Regions from separate parts of the Homo sapiens genome. Here region 2 is linked to region 1. The links are chromatin contacts, found by Hi-C in ENCODE. All regions are on one chromosome and are shown on one strand. The core of a region is the stretch at or near the end of the contact, and the rest is flanking DNA. Distances in the headings are between cores, read along the strand shown.

The links. Hi-C counts contacts between places; a loop is a spot of excess contacts on that map.
Region 2: a loop to region 1 is called in a map of endothelial cell of umbilical vein, with 2.4 times the contacts of the local background. The contact joins the promoter of FAM81B here to the promoter of MCTP1 in region 1. A Hi-C loop is called at or near these places in 1 of 168 maps with a recorded cell type or tissue (endothelial cell of umbilical vein).

The regions. Positions count from the first base shown.
Region 1 is chr5:95,283,622-95,286,604 of GRCh38, reverse strand. MCTP1 (multiple C2 and transmembrane domain containing 1) reads left to right here and starts at 1,511. Exons shown (of 23, transcript NM_024717.7): 1 at 1,511-2,749. The coding sequence starts at 2,030. RefSeq lists silencers at 2,163-2,222, 2,303-2,422.
Region 2 is chr5:95,389,991-95,392,793 of GRCh38, reverse strand. It overlaps FAM81B (family with sequence similarity 81 member B), which reads right to left and starts at 1,428. Exons shown (of 10, transcript NM_152548.3): 1 at 1,281-1,428. The coding sequence starts at 1,404. LOC105379089 (a long non-coding RNA gene) reads left to right here and starts at 1,622. Exons shown (of 3, transcript XR_948586.1): 1 at 1,622-1,724. RefSeq lists an enhancer at 1-268.

The DNA.
Region 1 (2,983 bases), core at 262-2,761:
TTCACTACATCTCTTACCAACCCCACCCACCTTGCTCTACTCTATTTGGAGTGGTATCGTTCTGTCCTTGAATATGCCCAGTCAAGCTGCTTCCTGCCTCAGGACCTCTGTATCTGCTGTTCCTTCTACCTGAAATTCTACAGTCAGATCCGTCAATAGCTGGTTCTCTGTCCTCATTAAGTCTTAACTCAAAATTTTATCTTCTCAGAGAGACTCTCCCTGTACACATAATGTAAAAAACCAAAAACCTCTCCATATGGGGCTGCCAGATTTAGCAAACAAAAACATGACACCCAGTTAAATTTAAATTTCAGATAAATAATAGTATTTTAGTATAAGTATGTCCCATGCAATATTTGGGACATACATATACTAATATTATTCATTGTTTCTCTGAAAGTCAGTTTAATTGGGTGTCCTGCATTTTGTCTGGAAGCTCTTCCTCTGTAGCCACTCTGTTATGTGGTACCCTGCTTAACTGTTTCCATGGGACTTTTGCATATTAGAAATTCTGTTTATTGTCTCGCATCACCTCCCAACCCTCACCCTCACAATAAGCTCCATGTGGGTGGGACCCTGATGCCCTGTTCACAGCTGCATCCCCAGAGCCTATCACAGTGCCTGGTATATAGTAGGTGCTTAATAAATATTTGTTATAAAGGTAACAAAAACAAAACAAAACAAAAAACTTAGGTTGGTAACACCTCCAAAGCATACTGCTAGCTAGACAAGACTGATCAGTGTGCTACCGCAGCTTAGGGAACTCTCCCGTTTTCCCCATTTAGGAGGACGAAAGAGGCATTGTGTTGCTGGCCTTTCAGAAGTCTCTCCTAGCAGAATCAGAAGACCCTGGCTGAGCAGCTTTGGGAGAAGCAAAGTCTGAATGAGCTAAAAAGCCTTTTCCGTTTGCCTTGCAACAAGCAAATGAAGTAACCAAAGAAAAAATGCGCTTGAATGAAAAGAACAAGATTCTGTGCGTGCCGAATCGGATCAAAGGCAGTGCGCATCACCCATCTTCGTCCACCGTAAACTCCCTGCAACTTAAGGGCTGGCTTTATCGTCAGACTCCGGAAATGCTAGAACCTGATCATAAGAGACCAGTGCAGAGGCAAATAAAGAAAAGGGAGGGGTGGATGGGGATGAAGTCAAGACAGAAGAAATTAAACTCTCGTCTTGGACCCAGGGAGCGCAACGGGGCGGGGGCAGACGTCTTCAGCTTTAGAACTCCGTCGGGTTCATCGCTCAGTGTGGACGATCGGCGCCCCCACGAGACCCATCGAGGGCACATAGTTTCCACTCCAGCTCGCTTCATCCGACCCAGACGATCGCCAGCGCGGCCAGCGGCCAGCGCACAGCGAGCTGCCTGGGCAACTGTGGCCGGATCCTAGGGAGCAAGCTGGCTTCGGGCCCTACCTAGCTCCACCCGGCTCCTACCGGCCCTCCCACCTAGGAGCTGGAGGATGGTCCCGGGGCGCCCCAGGGGGACTGCTGGTCCCCGGAGTCTCCAGCCAGACGCGCCTTGTTGTGTGAGCCGCGTGCGCGCCCAATTTGGAGGCAGCCGCCCCCGCCGCTGACAGGTGCTGCCCAGAGGGCGCCGGGTGCGGTCCCTGGCGCAGCTGGACGCGCACGCCCCGGTGCGTGCAGCTTCCCGAGCTCGGTCAGAGAGAAGAGGGAGCCAGGGCGCGGCCTGGGGGACGCCAGTGGACTGGAGCCGCGGAGCTTCGAGGGAAAAACTTTGCAGGCGCCGCGGCCGGGATTCGGTTACGGCTCCAGCCCACCCCAGCAGGTGCGGGAGGAAGAGGCAGCGCCGGAGTCCCGAGGCCAGAGAGCCTCGGCGGCGGCGGCCGCTTCTTTCCCCCGAGCTGGCCTGAAGTCGCTGGGCACTCCCGGTTTCTGCTGCTGCGCCCGCCGCCGCCGCCGCCGCCACCGCCAGCGCCGCGGGGACCCGGGAGGAGGTGCAGCCGAAGAGGGAGGAGAAGCAGGAGGAGGAGGAGGAGGAGGAGGGGAGAGGAGGAGCAGGGGGTGGAGGATGGAGCCCCGGGCTGCCGCGGCGGGCGAGCCAGAGCCGCCGGCGGCGTCCTCCTCCTTCCAGGCCCGGCTCTGGAAGAACCTGCAGCTGGGGGTGGGCAGGAGCAAGGGCGGCGGGGGCGGGCGCGCTGGGGGTCCAGAGCGCCGCACTGCGGACACCCCGTCGCCCTCCCCGCCACCCCCGGTGGGCACAGGGAATGCACCGGCCAGGGGGAGTGGTGCAGGCAGCAGGTGGAGCGGCTTCAAGAAGCGGAAGCAAGTGCTGGACCGAGTCTTCTCCTCCTCGCAGCCCAACCTGTGCTGCTCGTCGCCGGAGCCCCTGGAGCCCGGCGGCGCCGGCAGAGCCGAGCAGGGGTCCACGCTACGCCGCCGGATCCGCGAGCATTTGCTCCCCGCCGTAAAGGGGCCCGCGGCGGCCTCGGGAGCAGCGGGAGGGACGCCTCCTGGCGGACGCTCCCCCGACTCAGCTCCTTCCTCTTCCTCCGCCTCATCCTCCCTGTCCTCCTCGCCCCAGCCTCCCCCGAGGGGGGACCGCGCCCGAGATGAGGGTGCACGGCGTCAGGGCCCCGGGGCGCACTTGTGCCACCAGAAGAGCTCCTCTCTGCCGGGCACCGCCTGCCTGGAGCAGCTGCTGGAGCCGCCGCCTCCTCCCGCAGAGCCGGCGCGGAGTCCCGCGGAGTCTCGGGCCCCGGAGACGGGCGAGGAGCACGGCAGCAGCCAGGTGAGTGCCGGTGGCGCGGCCGGAGACAAGGTGCGCGGGACCACGCCTCCCTCTTCAGGCGTTCACCACCCGGGGAGCGGGGGGCGGGGGCCGGGAGGCGGGAGGAGAAATGCTATTAATTCTAAGTAGATGAAACAGTCGAAAGAAAACATCTCGCTCTGGTTTAGCAAAGATGAAAGAGTTCTGACTTGCACCCGGACTTTACTTTTGGTAGAAATGATACCTGTCACCAGA
Region 2 (2,803 bases), core at 179-2,678, 110 kb before region 1:
CTAGGTAACCAGAATGCTGAATCAGGTCAGGAACTATGACAAGTGAATTTTTGCAGTGCTGCTAATTTTTTTTTAATTGAGGGCAGTTTCTGTACATATAGCTTGGCTTAAAGGGAGGCTTTCAATTTGCTTTACATTTCCCCTCTCCTCACTTATCCCAATTCTCCCCCATCCCCCCATAACATCTATAGTTAGCTAGAAGAGCATTTCTTTACAGATACTTCTATAAGACCTTTAGAAACTTTTTTAGGATCAGACAGCTCTAAAATAATCAGGAATGTATTTTTTTTAAATTATACTTTAAGTCCTGGGATACACGTGCAGAACATGCAGGTTTGTTACGTAGGTATACACGTGCCATGGTGGTTTGCTGCACCCATCAGCCCATCATCTACATTAGGTATTTCTCCTAATACTATTCCTCCTCTAGCCCCCAACCCCCAACAGGCCCCAGTGTGTGATGTTCCCCTCCCTGTGTCCATGTGTTCTCATTGTTCAACTCCCACTTGTGAGTGAGAACATGTGGTGTTTGGTTTTCCGTTCCTGTGTTAGTTTGCTGAGAATGATGGTTTCCAGCTTCATCCATGTCCCTGCAAAGGGACATGAACTCATCCTTTTTTATGGCTGCATAGTATTCCATGGTGTATATGTGCGGCATTTTCTTTATCCAGTCTATCATTGATGGGCATTTGGGTTGGTTCCAAGTCTTTGCTATTGTGAACAGTGCTGCAATAAACATACGTGTGCATGTGTCTTTATAGTAGAATGATTTATAGTCCTTTGGGTATATACCCATTAATGGGATTGCTGGATCAAATGGTATTTCTAGTTCTAGATCCTTGAGGAATCACCTCACTGTCTTCCACATGGTTGAACTAATTTACACTCCCACCAACAGTATAAAAGCGTTCCTATTTCTCCACATCCTCCCCAGCATCTGTTGTTTCCTGACTTTTTAATGGTTACTATTCTAACTGGCATGAGATGGTATCTCATTGTAGTTTTGATTTGCATTTCTGTAATGACAAGTGATGATGAGCTTTTTCTCGTATGTTTTGGCTGCATAAATGTCTTCTTTTGAGAAGTGTCTGTTCACATCCTTTGCCCACTTTTTGATGGGGTTTTTTTTTCTTGTACATTTGTTTAAGTTATTACTCTGTTGTGCCCAAGCCTTCTGAGGGTCTTCATTGGGATTCATTATTTTGTTTATATGTAATAAGAAACAGAAGAAAGATAGTGAAGTAGGAGAAATTTAGAGACCTCGAATAGTCCATAAGTACCTGAACTCATGATGCTTGCTTTTCCAGCTTTATTTTTTGTAGATTTGATATTTTTGAAAAACAATCTCTGTGATTTTTTTCTTTTTTCTGAGGAAGCCAATGTACCAAGGAATTGTAATTGCATCCTAACTAAGGTCTTCCTGTTTCTGGGGCCTCTTCCCAAGGGTGACTTAGTAGCATTGTGACTGCAGGAAGGATCTATGATGTCAGTGTGGCTGGCCCTCACAACTGAAGTCAGGAAATCCCTGGGATTTAGAAGCTTTGAATGTTTTCTGTAGTGCTCATCATCATACAAATCACTAAGCCTTTCACTTCTTTGTCTCATGGGGTGGGAAGTGGCCATTGTTATACTGATATTTCACACTCTTCTCCTGATTTCATCTTCACAGTTTGAAAAGTGACGAGTTATCATCAAGCTAGACAAAGAGGAAATGAAATGCTGCGGTATGCCCAAATCTTTCTCCAAGTATGTTAGGGAGGAAGCTAACTCTTCTAGGTTAGAAGGGGACTTCACAGATAGTGCAGCACTGATGAAAAGTGACATGGGTCAGAGTTTTACAGAAATGAAAATATTGAACTTTGCCTTTGTAGGGGAAATTTTGTTCAGTTATTTAGCCAAAAGGGGGTGGATTGTTTTAGCTGTAAAATGTTTGTCTGAGTTTTAAAATTAGAATTTGCATGTTTGTTAGTACTACTTGGCCTCCATATACAGAAATGATGCTTTGGCTAAGTTGTTGTCCAAATTATGGTATCAGATTTGCCTTGTTTAAAGGCACACAATGTTCAGGATGCTGAGTGACAAACTTTGATCCCACAGATAAAGGACACCTATGATTTGGGCTTCCATGCATATCCCCTAGTCCTAAGCTAAGCCCTTAAAACTCAAAGATGCAGTAGTTCATGGTTTGCAAGCAGTCCAAAAGGCTCATTATGCTACCCTAATCACCATTGTATCTAGTGCCAAGGGAGACTGACACACAGCAGTGACTAAGAGCAGGTGGCTACAGATTCTGAGAGAGTGGATTGGAACCCTGACTCCTCAACCTACCAGCTGTTTAGTTTGGACAAAATTACATCACCTCTTTAAGCCTCAACTTTCTCCTCTGTGAAATGAGCTAATAATATCGATCCCATAAGATGGTTGAGAGGATTAAATGTAATAATATACTTACAGCGCTCAGCTGAGGGCGGTGCCAGGAATCCACTAAAAGATAACTATTATTAGCGATTATTTCACAAGGTGCCAATTATCCAAGAAACAGTCACAAGCAGAGTCTGTGTGAGAAAGAAAAACTAGATTTAACCTTGCTTAACAACTTTTTAAGATTCTTTCTCTTCTTAAATTCAGCTTTTAATCCATGGTATTTGGTTAGAAAAATGGGCCCTACTAAAATGGACAATTTTGGTAGGTTTGTTCTCTAAACATAAATGGCTATTCAATTTTAACATAACAATGCACATAATATATATGTATATTATTAATGTCTGCTCTGGTTTGAATCTCTCCACCAAAACTCATGTTG